Regions from separate parts of the Homo sapiens genome. Here region 1 is linked to region 2. A link is a loop called in an ENCODE intact Hi-C map of the cell type or tissue named here. Cell type or tissue: A673. All regions are shown on one strand. Each heading gives the region's core, and the rest is flanking DNA. Links, peaks and the distances in the headings are about the cores only. Region 1 has its middle 250 kb from the start of LINC00332. Region 2 has its middle 150 kb from the start of MIR4305.

Region 1 (10,388 bases), core at 809-8,808, 120 kb before region 2:
GGTTTGGTTCCAAGTCTTTGCTATTGTGAATAGTGCCACAATAAACATACGTGTGCATGTGTCTTTTTAGCAGCATGATTTATAATCCTTTGGGTATATACCCAGTAATGGGATGGCTGGGTCAAATGGTATAATTTTCTTATAAGACTATGATCTCCTTTGGGTTTGTGATTATACCCACTTCCTTGTTACTACACCTGACTACCTATTATTACCCCATTGTTATTTGTTATGACATAAATTTTGTTAATTTGTGGTCTTTGTCTTTTTTTATTATAATTGCCAGAGTTTTGTCTAATTCATTAGTTCTTTTTATTTGTTGGGGTTTTAATCACAAATATTCAACTCTTAGATTTATCAATTGTAATATCTTACATTTCTCACATTTGTTTTTTACTTTTAGCTCTAAAATTCTTTTTTTCTGTAATTAAAAAAAAATCCGAATAAGTAAGTAAAATCCTTGCGTTTTTAAAAAAATTCTCATTTAATGATGGAAACATTTGAGGTTATGATTGTGTCCTTTAGCGCTGTTTTGATCTCATCCTATAGGTTTTGATATGTAATGTTTTCATTTTCAAACAGCCTATAACTGTAGTTTGATTATCTATTTGAGTTTATAAGTTAGAAGAGTAATTTTAATGTCCAAGTAGTCAGAGGGTTTTGTTTGGTTTTGAACATAAATTACTAATTTCTTGCATGGCTTTATGATGGTCTGAGAACTGGGCCTATCTGGTGATGTCATCCAAAACCCAGGCCTCCTTTCTTTCTATTTCTCCATCCTTAGCATATCTTTCACTTTCACACATTCATGTCATGGCCAAAAGATGGCTGCTGCAGCCTATGTTAGTGTTTAAGGCAGAGATAGGAAAGAGGATCTGTGCCAGCCAAGGTGTCCCCTTTCATCAGGAAAGCAAATGCTCCCCCAGAAACCTCTTTGGCATACTTTAACTCAGGTATTATTAGCGAAAACCAGATCCATAGTCATCTCAAACTCCAAGGGAGGCTTGGAGAGAGAGACAAGGATTATAATGATTGGCTTAGACTAATCATGATTGATTTATTGTCTAGGGCTGGGCACATGAATACCTGCACAAAATGAAGCCTCTATTAATAGGAAAGAAGAGGCAAATAAATTTTGTTGGGAAACAACTGACAATAACAAAGTGAGAATAATCCAACATTTTAGAGCATTATCATCATTATTAATTGTTTAACATTATTTAGCTTCTTTCTAAATAATAGTTTGACATTTGCATAAGTTTTATATTTACCAACTATTATTTAGAGTTAAATTTATGCAAAGTTTAATGTTTATCCTCAGATCTTTTAGATCACAGTTTTGTTGTTCTTGAATTCTTTGCAATGATTCATCGATTCATCTCTCATGAGTTCAATCACATTATCAATTTTTTCAGGAAGAACACATGATTCTTTCATATGCAAGGTTCTTGCAACTGAGCTGTGTATAAAATTATGACGTGTCAAGTTTTATTCTGTTAAACGTTGAAGACATTATGTTTTTTCTCTGTTGTAAAAAAGAAATTTGGTGTGCTTAATTATTAATTATTAGTAGATAAATTGTGCAAGTGTGACTGGTGGGATTTTGTTTTTCTTCCTGGGATGATGCTTTATTTTTGTAATGTAATCTGAAAATGTCTCCAGGATAAGTCTATTGTGAATCACTTTGCATTAATTATACCCAGTAACAGATTAAGTCCATCCAATTTGAAGACCCACATCTTACTTCAAATTAGAAAAAAATTCTATTATACTTTTGATCGTTAGAATTGTTTATTGTTTCCCTCAAAAATATAATGAAATGTTAGAATGCCATTATATGCCTTTACTTTTATGTACTTTTATTTTATTTTATATTTTGAGACAGAGTTTTGCTCTTGTTGCCCAGGCTGGAGTGCAGTGGTGTGATCTCGGCTCATTGAAACCGCTGCCTCCTGGGTTCAAGCAATTCTCCTGTCTCAGCCTCCCAAGTAGCTGGGATTACAGGCTTGCACCACCACACTCAGTTAATTTTTGTATTTTTAGTAGAGACAGGGTTTCACCATGTTGGCCAGGCTGGTCTCGAACACCTGACCTCGGGTGATCCACCCGCCTCAGCCTCCCAAAGTGCTGGGATTACAGGTGTGAGCCACAGTGCCTGGCCACATGTACTTTATTTTTATATTATTTCTTATCTTTTTAAATTTTCCTAGAAACTTTAGGAGAATTTTTGAAGTTTATTCTCTGTTATCGATTATATTTTCTATGTTACTAATTTTTTTTTTTACCATTTCCAGTAAAGATTTAATTCCATCATTGCATTTTAGTTTGGTATGTTGCAGGCACTGTTGTAGTTACTTTAATTATCACAATAATTCATGGAAGTAGGTGCTATTTTAATATCAATTTAACGGATGAGAAAACCAGGGCTTGGCAAGGTTGTGTGACTTGCCCAAGGTTGCACGGCCAGTAAGACACAGAGCCAGGTTTTGAAGGATTGGATCCACAGTCCTCATTATAAACTACACTTTCCATTTCTCTCTCAATCTCTGTCTCCTCTTTCGTGTATACACCACTCCTCCACATCTAACAGCACAAGCAGACCTAAGTTTTGGACCGGTGCTTGGGGTTCCTTTGCATAACAAGATTGAGTACTTCATATATACAGTCCCGGAGCTTGCAGGCAGTTGACTCAGGTTCTGGCTGTGCAGTGATTTTTGTTTGCTCCCTCTTTGCACTCCATGTAAACAGATTTATTGAAGCCAAAGCTTCAGTAGTAGTTGTAACTTTTTCCATTTCCATCCAGAGTTTAGGGGTGGGGTGCCCTACTTCAACTTCATTTTTAGGTAAAGGGCCCAGCTCTGGGCTGCTGACATCTATGGCATACTCTATATTTCCCATATCCTAAAGGAATCAGTCTTCCAGATACCTGGATATATCCTAGTATCAGCACCTAGGAGACCTATGGCATCAGCCTTTACCTATTTTCTAATTTCTGCTCCACTTCTGGTCCACAAATATGTGCATCTTTTTATGTGACAACAATTGTGTCTTTTAAAAAAATATTGTTTTCTCTTTCCTACTATTTTTTTTTTAATTGTACTTTAAGTTCTAGGGTACATGTGCACAACATGCAGGTTTGGTACACAGGTATACATGTGCTGTGTTGGTTTGTTGCACCCATCAACTCATCACTTACATTAGGTATTTCTCCTAATGCTATCTCTCCCCCATTCCCCCACCCCCGGACAGAACCCAGTGTGTGATGTTCCCTGCCTTGTGTCCAAGTGATCTCATTGTTCAATTCCCACCTATGAGTGAGAACATGTGGTGTTTGGTTTTCTGTTCCTATGTCAGTCTGCTTAGGATGATGGTTTCCAGCTTCATCCATGTCCCTGCAAAGGACATGAACTCATCTTTTTTATGGCTGCATAGTATTCCATGGTGTATATGTGCCACATTTTCTTAATCCAGTCTACTGTTAGTGGACATTTGGGTTGGTTCCAAGTCTTTGCTATTGTGAATAATGCTGCAATAAACATACGTGTGCATGTGTCTTTATAGTAGCATGATTTATAATCCTTTGGGTATATACCCAGTAATGGGATTACTGGATCAAATGGTAATTCTAATTCAAAATCCTTGAGGACTCGCCACACTGTCTTCCACAATGGTTGAACTAATTTACACTCCCACCAACAGTGTAAAAGCGTTCCTATTTCTCCACATCCTCTCCAGCATCTGTTGTTTCCTGACTTTTTAATGATCGCCATTCTAACTGGTGTGAGATCATATCTCACTGTGGTTTTGATTTGCATTTCTCTGATGACCAGTGATGACGAGCATTTTTTCATGTGTCTGTTGGCTGTATAAATGTCTTCTTTTGAGAAGTGTCTGTTCATATCCTTTGCCCCCTTTTTGATGGGGTTGTTTGTTTTTTTCTTGTAAATTTGTTGTTATAACAATGTATGTGCAACTTGAAATCATTATACCAACTTTACCAAAGTCTTGTATATCATCTTGAGATATTTCAAGAGACTCCGTCTCCATTTTATTATTCTATGACATTTTTTATACTCCATGTGTTGTTGCTATTTTTCCTATTTACTTATTTTCGAAAAATAATTTCAACTTTCATTTTAGATTCGGGGGTACATGTGCAAGCGTGTTACATGAGTATATAGTACGATGCTGAGGTTTGGGGTATTGATCTCATTAATCAATTACCCCAGGTTTGAGGATTTATCTCATTACCCAAGTAGTGAGCACAATACCACATGGATAGTTTTTCAACCCTTTCCCCTCTCCCTCCTTCCCTCCTTTTGGAGTCCCCAGTGCCTATTGTTGCCATCTGGAAAATCAACATGAAGAAACTATTTACTTAACTTTGAACAAAAAGAGATTGATCAAGACTTCCTGTTTGCTAGCAGACAAAGTCTGTGATTTGCCTTTGGCCTTGTCTCCTGTTCATTTAGATGTGGTTACAAAATCCCTTTTGACTGACAATTGAGGGGAAATTGAGGTGCATAATTTTCGGCCTAATTCCCAGCGGGTGGCCTATATCCATGTACTTAGACATTCTCTTACACTCAGTGCTGGTTCTTTGTCCTGAAAAATTAACCATGGCATGCCCTTCCTAAATCCACTCTCACCTCCGACCCTTTATTGCTGGGATTTAAGCTCCCAGAATGCAACATGCCGCTGCCAGGCCTCCCTTCCTTCTTCTCTTCTCACTTCCTTCCATACACGCTTCCTACTGTGTGTTTTCTTAGAGGTTCAAATATCCAAATAAATGAAAAAGGGAAATTACCGATGGGGGAATGGGTTATATGGAGAGATGTCTTGTGAACCACAAAGAAGTCTCTAAACAACCGCAGGGTGGCCACATTGGTTTTTGCTTGGAATAGACCTTGTATCTCTGAACTAAGGTACAGCATTGAGAAGGGTACCACAAATCTCTCTACCTCATCTAAAACAATCTGTTAAATTCTATTTCAGTGAGAAAAGGATGTGCAGGTCAACAATTATGATTTTATTTCCACCCTATATACTCTATAATTGATGGAATTTCTTCCAAGTTTCTGGCAATATGTTGGCTGTCAGTTTTCATTTTGTTCAAACATGCATTCTTTTTGCTGTCTTTATGGTTGTTTGAATAGGAAGATAATAGATGGTTGCATCAGAATCTGTTCACCAAATGACTTTAAACCAGAAATCTACCACTGATTTTATCTTTAAATACAATTTTGTCTGCAACTATTACCGACTAGTAAGATCCCATTTCACCATGTTGACAAGAAAAATTTTGATTATTTCTGTTACAGTAGACATTCTAAAACTATCCAATTATGCAAAGGCCACCTGTTGAAACTCCTTATTTGCTTGGCACTATGAAACTCTGTTTAGTTATTTTTGGAAATCAGTCTGGTCCAACTTAAACTGTGAGACTCAGAAACATCTTTGCAATCAGAAGTCTTAGTTCATATCCCTTGTTCAGAACTGCTATTTATGGCTTCTTCACGTATATTTAGAAAAAAGTTATCTTTTCATCAAGAAACTTTACTTCTCTCTGCTAAACAATTGCTATATTACCCCGATTTTTGTTGAACAAGCCACTTTACCATCATTTTCCAGAGTTTGTCAAAATATAGAAATGTATAATACTTATGATGGAAATGGTTTCTCTTAGAGTTGTGCGCTACACACCTACACAACCACAAATGACAACCCTGCTCTTGTGTTCTTGAGAAAACTACTTTTAGAGATCATAAGAAGACTTATGGTCAAAGAGAGTACATTAAACACAATTCACTCTCCTGAAACCTGATTGAAATGAAAGTAAAACTTTTAAGTCATTTGTCTACAAGGACAAAGAGCAGGAGAGGAAGATATGGCAATATAACAGTGGAACCTGGAAAGCAAAAGGATGAATGGTCAATGACATAGCATAAATCAAAAATTCCAATACTACACTGCCAGTGGAAAATGCTGAGGATAACATGATTTGCACTGTGGAACTCCCCTAAACTTTAGAGATTGGCAACGTTGGGTAACTATAAATTTGGAAATGACAGGGGAGCTGAAAACAGGATGGTTATTTGAGAGTCTGTGTAAGAAACATTTAGGCTCTCAGATTCCACACTGAGTTTCCACTCAGTGAAGTGTGACCTCAGCATCTCCCCACCTTGGTGGAAGGATGGAGGCTTATGCTTAGGACTGGGTGGAAAAGGGGGATCTCTGAGATAGGGGAAACCAGGCACAGTTAAGGATGGGAATGCCAATTGAAAACAGATGGTTGAAGTCAAAGTCTATCTACTATTGAATGTTGGGACCATAAATCACTATTATCACTCAGATCCCAGAACACAGACAGCCAGGCCAATACCCTACAGGGGACAAGAAGTTCTTCATTTGAAATCTGAGCATCCCAAGAAAAAAAATCCGTAGATATTGACATTGTGAATTCCCAGATCACCCTCTTGTGTGTCTCAAAGGTGAAAAGTTCCAGCCCTGTACAGAACTGCCTTTCAACTTTTGAGGGCCTCTTTCTTAAATACAAGCAGACAGCCGAGGATCATCTGGTCTCTGATGAAACATGAAAAATAGAGACCAACGCTCAGAAACAGCAAAATTCAATGTGGAGAAACAGAAGCTATGCAGTGAATTAAAGAAGAAAACTATCAATATCCTCTGAGAGATTAGAGAGATATTTGCTCCTTAAAACACACTAAAAGGATAATTTTCTTTAAAAATAAACATTCTAGGAAAAAATCCTATAGATTAAAAATATTGTAGGAGAAATTAAAAACTTGATAGAGACGTTGGACTGCAATGCTGAGAAAATCTGAAAAAGAGACAGATAAAAGAAAACCGAACTAGAAAAGAAATTTAGAGGATCAGTCTATGATGACCAATATTTAAAAGGCAGAAGTTCCAGAACAAAGAATAGAGAAACTAAGGAAAACATGGGGGTGAATAGTAATAAGGACACAGAAGACAAAGGAAATAAAAACCAAGGCAATTATTAATTCCAAGGAGAAAAAACATTGCACCAAAAAAGTTATATTTTTATGTGACTCAGTTTTAAACAGCATTTACATGGTAATGGTTATGTAATCACTGATTGTATAGGACACGCATAGGGGTTGGTAGCTAGCCAGGGTAGAAGGTAGTAAATTCTTACTTAATTGTGGGGGGGCGCAAAAAATGCCTAAATAGAAAAATCAAAAAGTATGTTATCTGGAGGGAAAATGGTAACCTCTCAGAAATGAGAACAGTGGAGGTTGTAGAGGATGCAGTTGTTTTTTGTTTGTTTGTTTTGTTTTGTCAACCAGCCTTGAAAAACTATTTGATGATTTGAATTATGTAAAAGCATCATCTTAATTTTTAACAAAAACATTTTTTTAAATCTATGTAAATAGAATCATGAAAGGGAAATCATGGATAGAAATCTAAGAGGCAGATAAATTAGAAGATATGAAGGAAAGAAAGATGATTGCATAAAGGAAAACATAAACAAACAACTCTTATCCTACACCCTAAAATTATGCTAAATTTGTAGAAGCAGTGTAAATGGAGCACATTGAAAACCGAAATGCAGGAAGATGCTGCCCAATGCCATCTGGATGTCTAGTCCTGTTAAGGGTGAAGCCTCCAATAATGCATGATGTGAACTATTTTTAATGAGCTGGGGAAGGAGGAAGGGCAGACATCATTTAGAGATAGGCTGCACTCGAAGATTAAAGAAAGTTCTCATGCCCCCAGCTGCATCTGCCTAAGTTAATTCTGGCTTTCCCACTTTCTTTTTTCCACCATCCCCACCACCAGTGTGATTCTACTGGCTCTCCTCCCATTCTGGAGCTGATGGTACCTGCTATCACCTATCATCTGACAATAAATTATATAACTATTCTGACAGAGTGTGGGAGAATCTTTTTTTCTCGTAGTTTCGATATGGTCAAGGTTAGTGTTTCAAGAGTCTATATTGAGAAAGCAAATTAAAAATAACAAAACAAACTTGCAAAAGTATAAAGACATCTTTTTTTTCCCCAAGACCCAAGACCCAGACACCTTTTTCAACTATGTGGTCACGGACTGACATTTATTATTTTTTATTTTTTTTAAATAATTTGTGTGTGTGTGTGTGTGTGACGGAGTCTCGCTCTGTCGCCCAGGCTGGATGAAGTGCAGTGGCGTGATCTCCACTCACTGCAAGCTCCGCCTCCCGGGTTCACGCCATTCTTCCGCCTTCATGCCATTCTCCCGCCTCAGCCTCCCAAATAGCTGGGACAACAGGCGCCCGCCACCACGCTGGGCTAATTTTATTTCTGTATTTTTAGTAGAGACAGGGTTTCACCAGTTAGCAAGGTTGGTGTCTATCTCCTGACCTCGTGATCCACCCGCCTCAGCCTCCCAAAGTGCTGGGATTACAGGCGTGAGCCACCGCACACGGCCCCTACAGATTGACATTTATAAAGCACAATCTTCAATTCTCTTCTCTAGCTTTGTCCCTATCTTGGAATATTTGCCCAGATCACACATTTACTGAGATGAAGAGAAAGACTATTGTGGAATTATACACTAGAAAGGGAGTTACTGGAAACCAAATTAAAATGAAAAAGAGAAGCACAATACAAAAATAAATAATTTTTAAAAATAGATTTGAATTGTTCAAGGCAAACTATATTAATTACTTTGAAAAGATCTGATATTTTTTATCTTAAAGGACAAGAAGGGTATTTATTCTATCCACTTTGTTCTTTAATTCCAGTAGAAGATTAGTTCATGTAAAAAAAATCAGACATTTAGTAAATCACCTCTTGTTGGCAAAAGAAGGTGGTCATAGTCAGGAAATGTATACCTTCTCACAGCAACATTATGGGCAGAAAGACCACCTTGTTAAATACCCTCTTTCCAATGATGCATTCTGGATTATTTTCCCGTAACAGAGTCTGTTGAGTCCCACAACAGTAGATGTGACTCAAATCTTCATTATACCAAGAAAAAGAATTGAGTAATTTTCACTTGACTATGTAAACACAATAAATTATGTGTGCTATTTATAAAGATACAAGGCCTGCTGTTTCAATTACCTGATAGAACACAGACTTTTAAAGATAAGTTCAAGATAAGATGGAATTGTGCTGAATGTAATAAGAAACAATGTGAGTTTATAACAGTAAACCTTATTAAATGTGAATTTCTGAAAAAATTCAGGAGAATATCAGCATTTTATTTACCTTTATTTGGATTATTTATACCTATTCTTTCTATCAGCATGGAAACATTTTATGTTAATTATATTTGTCTAAAAATCAGGGACATCATCAAGACAGCTGATTATAGGTGTCCAATGCTTGCCTCCTCCAAGAACAAAACAAAAAGTAAACAACTGCACTTTGAGTAGAGTTTCTAAGGCGAGAACACTGGAATTCAGTAGGAATTGACAAAACTCTCTGAAGAATGTCAACTTGGGGTGAGAAAAAAGCAAAGGGCCTGGAAGGGATTGGCCTGGAGTCAGAAGTGACTCTCCATTGTGGGGAAAAGATTCCCAGGATATCCCCAGCAGTGTCCATTACTACCATGGATGCCTGCAGTCCTAGCTACAGGAGAGTGTCATAACTCTCACAAGCTCTGAGCCTATAAAGAGCTGCCTGGAGTCACATGGCTGCATTAATCCAGAGAAGAAACTAATGCTATGTCATCCCCCAACTCCCTGGGACCCAAGCTGCTAGAGCATGGTATTACTTTGAGAACAAAGTCACTGCTACAGTGCATCCTTCCCTGGGACCCAAGAGCCTCTGCATCTCCACTTCTCTGGAGCACTTCCCTCTTCCCATCACACTCATACAATAGGCAGCAATGCCACATCCACAACTGGACCCAGTGGTACAGCTGTAACCCCAGCACCTGAGCCCACACAGTGCTCTATACCTCAAGGAACAAGCAGTACAGCACAGCAGGGAGGCCTCCCCAAGAGCAGGGAAGCCAGCAGGCACACTCCCAGGACCTGAGAACAAACTGCCCAGGTGCCTCAACAGGCAGAGCTGCTGCATGTCATGCATGCCTCCCAGGGTCAGAGAACTAGCCTACCCAGCACCTACCGCTGGCAGTGCCACTCTCACAACCAGCAGAACTGCCGTTCCTGGCATGCACCCCTCCAAGGACTGATAACTGCCCTACCTGGTGGCCTCTATCCCCACTAAAGCTGCACCACTGCCTCCACAAACACCCAAAGTCTAGACCACTAAGGGACTCACAGACATTGCTGAGATTAATTATGGCTGAAGAAACCACATAAAGATTATACAACTGCACCCACCCAGAACCAAAGCCAAAGCATCCTACCTCACTGATTTCATAGGACACATCAAGAGGAAGAAGTCTTTTCT
Region 2 (10,388 bases), core at 1,288-9,287:
TGACAGAGAATTTTAACTGTGGCGATTAGCCACAGCTCATCAACAGCACAAGAACCTGCTGAAATTTCTCTCAGAAATCATTGCACTCAACTGTGATGTGCTGATTGAGATAATGAGCTGTAAGATGAAAATTGAGAATGAATATCTTTTTTCTTTTCCTCTCACTAAGAAGAGGAAGAAAAGCAAAAGAAAAAAAGGGAGAGGAAGCTAGGAGCTAAAGTTTATTTTCTAACACATTCCTTACTTAATTTTTCCCACCTAAATCTGATTAAGTCTACCGCTTTCCAAGGCTTTTGTAGGTTTCCACCAGTTGTGGCTTTCGGGCTGAAGAATGTCTCTGCAAGAATGTAAGTTGGATTTGTCCTTGGTTATTTGAGTCTTAAAAGCCACAGTGCCAACAGCTTTTCTCTGAATCCCTTTTCCTTTTACCCCTCCTCTTCCAAAGGATGGATTTTAATATTGACTTTTGTTTAGCACCAGTGCCTTGTATTGGATGTCTGAGTTTTAGTTGTTAGCAGGCAGACGCAAACCACAGTGTGCCTTTGCCATTGTTCGCCCTGGAATTCCAGAGGCATCTAGGCCACTTGGCTCTGCTGCCCTCATCAGGGGCAGCCCCTCTCTCCATACAGGGCATCCAGTGGATAGAAGCAAATTCCCACAGCTCTGCATCCCAGCCCTGCCCTCCCCTCCTCCTCCCAGAGCAGGATGGAGATGGGATGGAGAGATAAAGACTGCCCTGGAGATTTCATCCTCTGAGGTAACAGCCCATTAGGGAGAGCAACATAAGTGCAAATCTTAATCTTTTTACTTTTCCGGTCACACAATGAACTTTAATTATGAGATTATAAGATTGAAAAGGAGGCTTAGGAAGGCGGTATGTGTGCATAGTGTGTGTGTTGTGCACCGTGTGTGTGTGTTGGTGAGGTGGATGAAATAATTTCTGGTATATATCCCAAAAAAAGTTCTTTTGCAATTCCATCTTGCAAACTTACCTACTCTAACAGTTACCAACACTTACCTACTCTTGATTGACCCTGTGGCTTATTCACTGACTTGCCTTTCATCTTCATAGGCAACTTTATGTATAAGTCTATGTTAAACTTTTATGGTGTTTATTGCACAGAAATAACTATATCACTCACCCCCAAAATATAAAATGCATGTATATATGCACACATAAATCTGCGGTAAATATATGAGATATATGTATTATCAACAGCTTGACACCAATGAGGTATAAATTGGTTAAATTTCATATGAAAGATATTGCTTCCCAAGTGTCATTTAAAATACACATACATGCTCTCAATGTACATATACTTAGATACATACACACATATATATCTGTGTGTATATATACATATACATTGAGTGAGAGACAAACAGTAAAAGAAAACATTAACATTTGTGTGTACATTTTCCTTTTTCTCATTGAATGTTCATTTTCTCTTTCTTTACAATGGATCTTCTCTTTCCCAGTGAAAGACCCTGCTAAAGGGACAAGCTGCTTTGTAAGAGAAAAGAACCAGGCTCAGCGCCAGGGGTCCTGAGTTCAAATCCCACCACTCTACTTCCAACAGGACATGAGATCTTAGCGCATTTCTTTAACCCTCTCTGCCTCATTTCTATTAACAGAATAGCCTCTATAAAATTGTGTGGGAAGGAGATCGTGGTAGTTAGCTCACAGTATTGTAAGACCTCTTGATTGAAATCCACAACAACATCAATTCTAAGATCTTTAACATTTTTCACATTTTAACGTCTCTGAATTTGCATTTCACCTTACGATGGATGATGCATTATATTTAATTGGCATATTTTCTTTCCTAATGGCACATGAAGCAATGATATTTCTTACAATTGATGATATGTACATTTAATAAAACACTATTTGAGTTAAAAATTGTCTTGCCAGTTTATGGTATTATTCAAAAGTCATGTTGTCTTGTTGCTAAATAATGAACCACGAAATCGATCTCCCTGGCCTGTTCTGAACAACCAAAGACATTCACTGAGTTACAAAGTACCCGGCTGAAGCAAAAGATGAATTAGGTAAGAAGGAAAAAATGTCTGTCTTGAAAAACATTACACATAAGAGCCGCTCACTTGGTTTAATGATCTGGTGTTATTGTCCTGAAATTCTTTATAATTTTTGCACAAGAGGCCTTGAATGTTTACTTTACACTGTTCTAGAAAAATGACGTAGCACATCCTGATGAGAAACTTACTTGGTTAAAAAATTAAAGTCTGTTGACTTTTCTTGCGTTCACCTTCTGGCCCCTGGCATGCAAGACTGTGAGTGTCTCAAAAAGAGTCATGAACTTTGTAGTACTCAAATCAGCCTTTTCAAGCACGCTTTGTTCTGTTTTCAGCCTTCGTATCCTCAGCCCACATAGGACAGCAGTTACAAACAGACCTTGGAATTCTGAAGGTTAGAAATAGATAACATATTTCAAAACCTTTAGCTTTTAAAATAAAGACCCTTAAGGAAAGCACATGTACTTTTTTTTTTTTTTTTTTTATAATTTGAGGGAGAAACCCCTGAAACTTCAAAGCATCGTTTCATACTTTTATACAACTCGCATTTTACATAACTCATGTTCTGTAAAGCAGATCATAAAGTTACTTTTTAAAAGAACGTTACTAAAATAAAGTTACAATAAGCATCTTTTCTGGTTATATTTTCTATCACCACCTTATATCTCCACTTTCTGTTTTGTTGGGGATGAATATGGTGCAAGCAATTTTCTCTGCTAAAACCAAAGTATGCAAGGAAATTAAAACCTCTCCTTTGAAATGTATCACCGAGAGTCAGATTCTATCCAGAAATAAATTGTGAACATGATTCTATAAAACACGTACTCTAGACTTAGAATTTCTGAGAGACTTAAGTGAAGAAAGTGAGGATGTTGATGGGATGAAATGAATAGGCTCACTTAAAATGACACATTGAGCTCGTGAAATTTTCTTAAGCAGATTTTGCCCAAGTAGAAGACTAAAAGTTGTCTCTTTTCAAACATGCTTCAAAATCTAACATTTCTAAAGGCTTCGCAGTTGTGATTGGCCTGTCTACAAGCTTTAGGAAGTCTTTGCTGCTACCTAAGCAACAAAGATTCAACAAGACAAAGGCAACAGTGTTGAAAGGAAAAATAATAGGTGAAATTTAAAAGGGATCACTGCAGAGGACCAAGAACACCCAAACCTAGACACTCGTTTTTCTCCTGGCCCTAGGGAAATATATGCATGGAGGATAACAGCCAAAGGACATTCACTGTTACTATTAACTTTGGGGCCCAAACCGCAATGTAAAACTGGAATGACCTGTCCTTGAAGGCGGCGAGCGCAGGCACCATGGTGGATGGCAAGGAGGCTGCTCCCGGGGAGGTGCTTGTTTCAGGAATACACAGGCAGCTGACTTCGCAGAGCAGCCTAGCCCCTGAGGTCTTCTTGGAGTTCATCCTTCACCATCTACCCATTGACCACAACCGGCTGCCTGAATGAGCTGCTGTCCCTCTCTGTGGTCTGTGCCCACCATCTCCTCCTGGGCTTCAGTTACAATAAAGGCCTTTCAGACAAAGTGATGGAACTGGCTGGTGGGGTTGAAGTGGAAGGCCTGCCACAGTTTACTACCAGAAGTGATTCAATGAATGAGTAGAGCTAAGGCAGAAGACCAATCACACTGTCTTCATCAGCTACAGGGGCTTAGAAAGGAGGCTGGGATGAATGGGATGCCAACCCCAGCAGCTCTCTTAAAAACTCCTGCTACCACCAACAAAGAAAGAGGCAGGTGGAATGAAAAGGAATCTGTCTAGATTGGCTTTTTTTTTTTTTAAGTTCTCATTCTTCCAGTAGCTATCACTGTAAAAGTCTGCATGAATATTTATGTATTCATAAATCATGCACTCTAAGATGAGTTCATCAACATTGTAAAAGCTCTTCTTTTTTTATTTTAGTTTTTAAATGTCAAACTTTGTGTTTAAAATGCGCTTTTTTGTTGATGTAATAATAGCAAGTAATGAAATTTGTTGTTTGGATTTTTTAGCAGTGGAGGGAAAAAAAGTGTGGGGGCAAAAACTGAAATGACTTAGGCTGGAGTACTCCTTTTGAAGATTTCTGAAAACAGATTCAATAACATCTATCTAATCCCCCAAAACCTGGGCACAATCTGTATTATATCAAGAGCTTAAATACAGTGTTTTCGATGAATCATATAAACAGCACAAAAGGTTAAGGATTATGTTGTCTGTTAAAGAGGAATTTAAAATCAGAGCTCTTGGGTTCCCATTCTTCGCAATTTCACGCTCATTCTTTGGATGCCTCCTCTCTTATTCCTCACTGGGAGTCATCTCACGATGATGTAGATGTACTTGAATACCTGGAGAGAGGGAACTCTCTCCAAACCCGCATTTCTTATGGGGGCCACGCTGTATAACTACATCTATCTCTAAAATTGTAGATGACTGCTTAAGTAGTCCAAAGTCCAGGGTATATATCTAAGTTATTGATATGGTTTGGCTGTGTCCCCACCCAAATCTTACCTTGAATTGTAATAATCCCCACATGTCAAAGGTGAGGCCAGGTGAAGATAATTGAATCATGGGGACAGTTTCCCCCACACTGTTCTCATGGTTGTGAATATGTCTCATGAGATCTGATGGTTTTATAAATGGGAGTTCCCCTGCACAAGCTCTCTTGCCTGCTACCATGTCAGACATGCCTTTGTTCCTCATCTGCCTTCCATCATGATTGCAAGGCCTCCCCAGCCATGTGGAACTGTTGAGTCAATTAAACCTCTTTCCTTTATAAATTACCTAATCTCAGGTATGTCTTTATTAGCAGCATGAGAACAGACTGTTCTATAATGCCTTCTTCTCCAAAACAAATATAAAGAGGACTTGGCCACCTTCTTCTAAAATGTCTAATATTACTATATCACCAGCCTCCTTTTTCTGAGTTAGAATTTAGTCTAGCATCATAAATTCTCATATTGCTTTCTCTACTTTCTTTTATATCTAGCAAACTCACCAAAATGCAGTATCACATTTTTGACCCTATAGAGGCAATAGGCACTTCCATTCTTTTTACTTTTTATGTAGGTTCTAGATAATTTGGGGGTCAAAGAGGAAGGAAGGTCAAGAGAAAAATAATGGCACAAGAATACTGCAATAATTTGCAAACAGTTCTTTTAAATGAATTATCTTTATAATGTGGGCACTATTGTTATATAAAAACAATTCAACAGTTTTAAAATGTGTGATAAATATTAGGGAACATATAATTGTAAAACTTTATCACTTCCCTTTTAAAGATAAGAGGAAAAACAGTGGTTGGAAGAAGTAATTTAGAAAAATTTGTCTTAGTGAATAAGCGTATCTAACATTTTCTTTCAGTGGTTCTCTGCCAAGAGTGATCTTGCCCTCCACCCCTACACCAGTGGATATTTGGCCATGTCTGGAGATATTTTTGATTTTCACAACTCCGGGGGGTGGGAGGGCATTTCTACTGACGTCAAGTGGGTAGAGGCCAGGGATGTGAAACACCCTCCAATGCACAGGGCAGGCCCTGCTGCAGAGAATGTTTTGGCCCCAAATATCTATAGTATCATAGCTGAGAAACCCTGCTCTATTTTATTAATGGAAGAACAACAAAAAGAGGGTAGACTGAGTTCTTTAGGAAATACTTTCACAATCCCTAAATGGGTCACCTCAACTCCAGGGCACTCATCTGCTCAGGTGTTAGTATTATGGAGACAGATACCAAGAGTCCAGTGTTCCCAATCAATCCTGTCTTCATCCATTCTTTATATTTTTAACTCCACCAGCTCCAAATCGTTCAGTCTCCTCTAGTAATTGGACCAACTCTGCCCCCTGCCTATGATTTAAACAGCTGGAAGCTTGACTTTCACATGCAGAAATCAGAAGTCTTGAAGCTCAAGGAAGCAAAAAATCTGTGCAGATGCTTAAAAATAGCCTGGCTCAAAGAGCGTCAAGAGGTAGACACTCTAATCATAAACATTAGGGTGCATGTTCTAAAAATGTTCTGAGTAGAATCTGAAAATCTAGCAGAAAGTCCTTTGTCAGTTTGATTTTACATGAAAATCAGGCTCTGAAGCATTCAAGGTTATACTCCTAATTTGTAGGAACTCTCAGAGAACACTATCTTACGCAGCTTAACTTTCAGCTGCCACCCTCATGGTGTTTTGCTTCTTATACCGATTTACTATTATCATACTTCTGTTTCTTTTTTTTTCTTCAGTATAATGTGGGAAAATGACTTTTGTGGACATTCCTACTGTGAATATTTGCATTTTTGAACATTATCTGAATGGCATCACGAATTCACACCATCTGAAATCACAGAGCCTTGCAGGTAGCAATCAGAATAATTTTACACAGATAGAAATTTTATGCTGAGCAGAAAACCATGGCAGTCACAGTCTGAAACACAAAAGAAAGCAGCCATAGAAGTGCAGTAAAAAGTAAACATTTGCCTAAAACAGTAAAAATAAAAAAGCTTCGGTTTAGAATCATATCATTCTATTGGAGTCATTTGTATTTTTTGCATGCAAATGTATGTTTTAAAATAAATGCATGAATATATGTATACACAGGTATAAATATACATCTACACACATGCATATGTATTTCTCCAGAAAATTTTTATTAGTCGATATTTATATTCTTATCATCAACAATAACTTTAAAATATATGTGTAATAGTGGGCATTATAGAAATGAGTGCCAAATGCCTAGTCTGAGGGGGTGTCAGAACGGAACAATCAACTCCAGATATGTGCTCACGTCAATCTGAAAAGGAACAAGCCCCTTTTCAGTGTATATTATATTTTCACACTAAAGCCTTGTTCTTTAAGGAATACATTTTTTTCTGTCATCCCAAAACCAAAAAAAGATAATATAAGTAATTGATTCTTAAATTACTGCTAAGTCTTCCATAATCAACATCAATACAAAATGAGGGAACTCTGCCCAAAAGAAAGAGAAAATATGTAAGGTGAAAAGAAAAGAAATAGCTGTTAAGGGAGTAATGTCCAATGGGACCTGATATTAAAGAGAAGGCCACAATGTCATAGAGGATAGTTTTTAATATAGAGTTTAAAATATCTGCATTCTACTTCAGCCCCATTTTTTTGAAGGGGGAAGAGTGCAGTTACTTCTTTAAGCCACAATTTCATCACCTGTAAAACAGGATAAGCAAATATATGCAAAAGTACAATGAAAACGTCAAAGAGCCGCACACATATAATTTAAGATTTAATAGTACAGTTGCTAAAAGGAAATTCTTCCAGCAGTGACAACCTCATGTTTAAAGGACGACAGAACATACCTGTGATGAAGAGTGGCCACTTGACTCCATTACTAAAACTATGGTCAGGTCCCCAAGACTTTGTGGCATGGAATCGTTTACCCTCCTCTTCCCTCATGATTCCGAATCAATCAATCATCAGCTAAGAAAAAAGAAAGCCACCCAAGCCAATGAGTTCTACCATCTGAGCAGCTGCTCCAGCTTGTATAAAGTACCATGCACACTGCCATGAACTGTGGAATGGGAACTATTGACATTATCTCATCTATGGACAAATAAAATGATGAGGATGGCAATTCACAATATTTCTAATACACTAACAATAGCTAATACTTATTGGCTGTTTGCCAAGTCAATAAATGTTATTTATCAAGAATGAGGCACTGGGTACGGTGGCTCACGCCTATAATCCAGCATTTTGGGAGGCCGAGGAGGGTGGATCACTTGAGGTCAGGAGTTTGAGACCAGCCTGACCAACATGGTGAAACCCCATCTCTACTAAAAACATGAAAATTAGCTGGGCATGGTGGCGGGCACCTGTAATCCCAGCTACTTGGAATGCTGAGGTGGGAGAATCACTTGAACCTGGGAGGCAGAGGTTGCAGTGAGCTGAGATCACTCCATTGCACTCCAGCCTGGGCAACAAGAGCAAAACTCCATCTCAAAAAAAAAAAAAAATTAAAAGAGGCTAAGTTCCTCACATTGATTTTCGAATTTATAAGAAAACATCCATTCCTTCCATCTTACATATGAAAAACTGACATGACAAAATTAAGTAACTTGCTAAAGGTCATACAGTGCATAAGCTCTAGATTATGCAGTGGCATGTTAATGTTAGATCTAGATTCAGGGTAAGAAAGCCAAGAGACAGAAGAACAAAAAAGGAGAGACTTTTGCAGTGACTACTACATTTAAGGTGTTAAAGACTTGTCAGTAAGAGATAGAAAGTATTGAGCATCGGTTTTTCTAACACTGTTGTTAGTTCTTTTTAACCCCCATGTTTTCTTAGATGAGCCAGATTGCAAAGTCTCTGACATTGGGGAACATGTCTGATACTTTGAATCTACTATGGGACCGGGCACACAAATAAATGTACCTGTCTGAATTAAGCAAGCTTTTTGCAAAGTTAAAATGGGATCTGGTGGTGAATGGGGTGTATTTACAGCTTGAGTCCCACTTACTTTGTGCAGTGGAGGAGTTTTACCCAAGAACAATCAGCGTGTTTTGGCAGCCCCAGGAGAGGCAGGCATGTCTCTTGAGAAAACAAAATTTAATTTTCTTTTTTTCAAGTGGTTCTACACAGATATTAGAGCCTGGGTGAAAAGTTAGCACAAACAACAACAACAAAGAAACCCTAAGAAAGGAGATGCATCACCCAGGATGCTGCAGGCCTTGATGAGCAGGTTTAAAGCAATGGTGACAATTGGAGCTAAAAATTGTCACAAGAATCTGTTGGAAAAGCCCAGGGTTCAAGAGTCACATGATATAAGCTGAGCCTCCCCACAAAGCAGCAGAGGAGAGACCCCTACGACAAACAGAGGTTCCACAAGATGCCCAGATGTGGGGCTGGAACAGGCAGTTGTGCAGCGTGGCTGCTCAGCAAAGTCCTAGGAGGCACAGAAAGCAAACAGCAAGGGGATGGGAAATGTGCAATTGTTGTATGATATTTTTGGTGACTTGAGCTAGTGTTTGCCAATGGGAAAGCATCAGGAAATCCAAAAGGATAAGTTTCACACGTGTCTGAATGGCTCAAACTCAAATACTCACTCAGATTGGAATCAGATCCCCAGGAGGTCACCTGGACCCTTTCTGCCACAAACACAGACTCATACAAGTAACAGGAATAATTTCTTATTTCTCCCAGTTAAATGATGGTGGAGATAAATTAGGTCAACATTTCTTTCTTACAGCTATAAACCATGTTTTTCAGAGATTCACAGTGGTGTCATATTAATATTAATATCATCTTGATTTTGCTGCTTTATGTTAACCCCTGTGTGGTTGTAGGAACCTCCCCATCTCCTTTAATTATAAATGGGAATCCCTGGGGTTCTCTCATTCTCACTGACATTCCTTTTGGCTCCCCTGTGTGACTCCCCGCAGTTATATTTCCTCTCCCATCTGAGCCTCCATTAGGACCATCTATGTCCAGGCGTCAGTTCCCTAAAACCGCATGAAGCTCTCCACCTCCACCTCTGGTACCCACTGGTGTGCAGTTTCCCACTGTGCCTCTAGGGCCACTGCTGTCACCAGTACCACTCATCACTGCCTCGGCCAGGCCCTGCAGGAGCCCTCCAATGCCACTCCACCTGCTGCGTACTGAACCTTTGTGCCCCCCCAAATTCATATATTGAAACCTTAATTCCCAATGTGATATTTTTATATGCAAATGTATATATTTGGAGGTGGGACCTTTGGGAATACATTACATTATGGGAGTGGAGCCCTCATGATGGGATTAGTGCCCTTATAAGAGACATAAGAGAGCTTGCTAGTTTGCTTCCTCTCTCTCTCTCTCTCATTCTCTCTCTCTCTTTCTCACTGCCTTGTGAGGACATACCAAAGAAGAGAGCCCTCACCAGGAACCAAATTGGCTGGCACCTTGATCTTGGGCTTCCCAGAGTCCAGAACGGTGAGAAACAAAATCTGCCATTTAAGCTACCCAGTCTATGGTATTTCTGTTATAACAGCTGCAGCTGACTGACACATCATCTTTCCTGCCTCTGTCCTGATGAGTTCAGCTGGCACACTGGGGCCACGTTCTCTGCAGTACTCAAAGGCTGAGGCCACCACACAGCCTTGTGGTGTCATTGCTGAAATGGGGAACTGCCTCTCTCCCAAGTGTGAACACAGAAGTCAGGATACAGGCACTTCCCTCTACCCCTGAATTGTTGTGACATAATTCTTTCCACTTTCACTCACTGCACTCAAGCAAATTCACTGCAGGGTGGTGGGCAGGAGGCTTCTCTGGCAGTCCACCAGACTCATCGGACTCAGACTGGTTTAGAGCGGCGCCTCACGATGGCATAATGAGTTCTGCCCTACAAACATTACCAGGTTATGTC

The links. A loop is a pair of places that touch in the nucleus more often than their neighbours do. Peaks named below come from ENCODE experiments on the same cell type or tissue, not always from the same donor. Only the 100,000 strongest peaks of a DNase experiment are listed, where the experiment ranks them.
Region 1: a loop joins it to region 2, with 2.1 times the contacts of the local background. A loop is called at or near these places in 2 of 110 quality-filtered maps.

Annotation. Positions count from the first base shown.
Region 1 is chr13:39,925,741-39,936,128 of GRCh38, reverse strand. No RefSeq gene overlaps it. Among named protein-coding and RNA genes, the nearest start is that of LINC00332, 250 kb to the left of the region's middle. In A673, for the core only: CTCF peaks have their summits at 4,599 and 4,818; a DNase peak (open chromatin) is centred at 4,458; H3K27ac peaks cover 480 bases.
Region 2 is chr13:39,811,014-39,821,401 of GRCh38, reverse strand. It overlaps the pseudogene CDKN2AIPNLP3. Among named protein-coding and RNA genes, the nearest start is that of MIR4305, 150 kb to the right of the region's middle. In A673, for the core only: a CTCF peak has its summit at 5,890; a DNase peak (open chromatin) is centred at 4,281.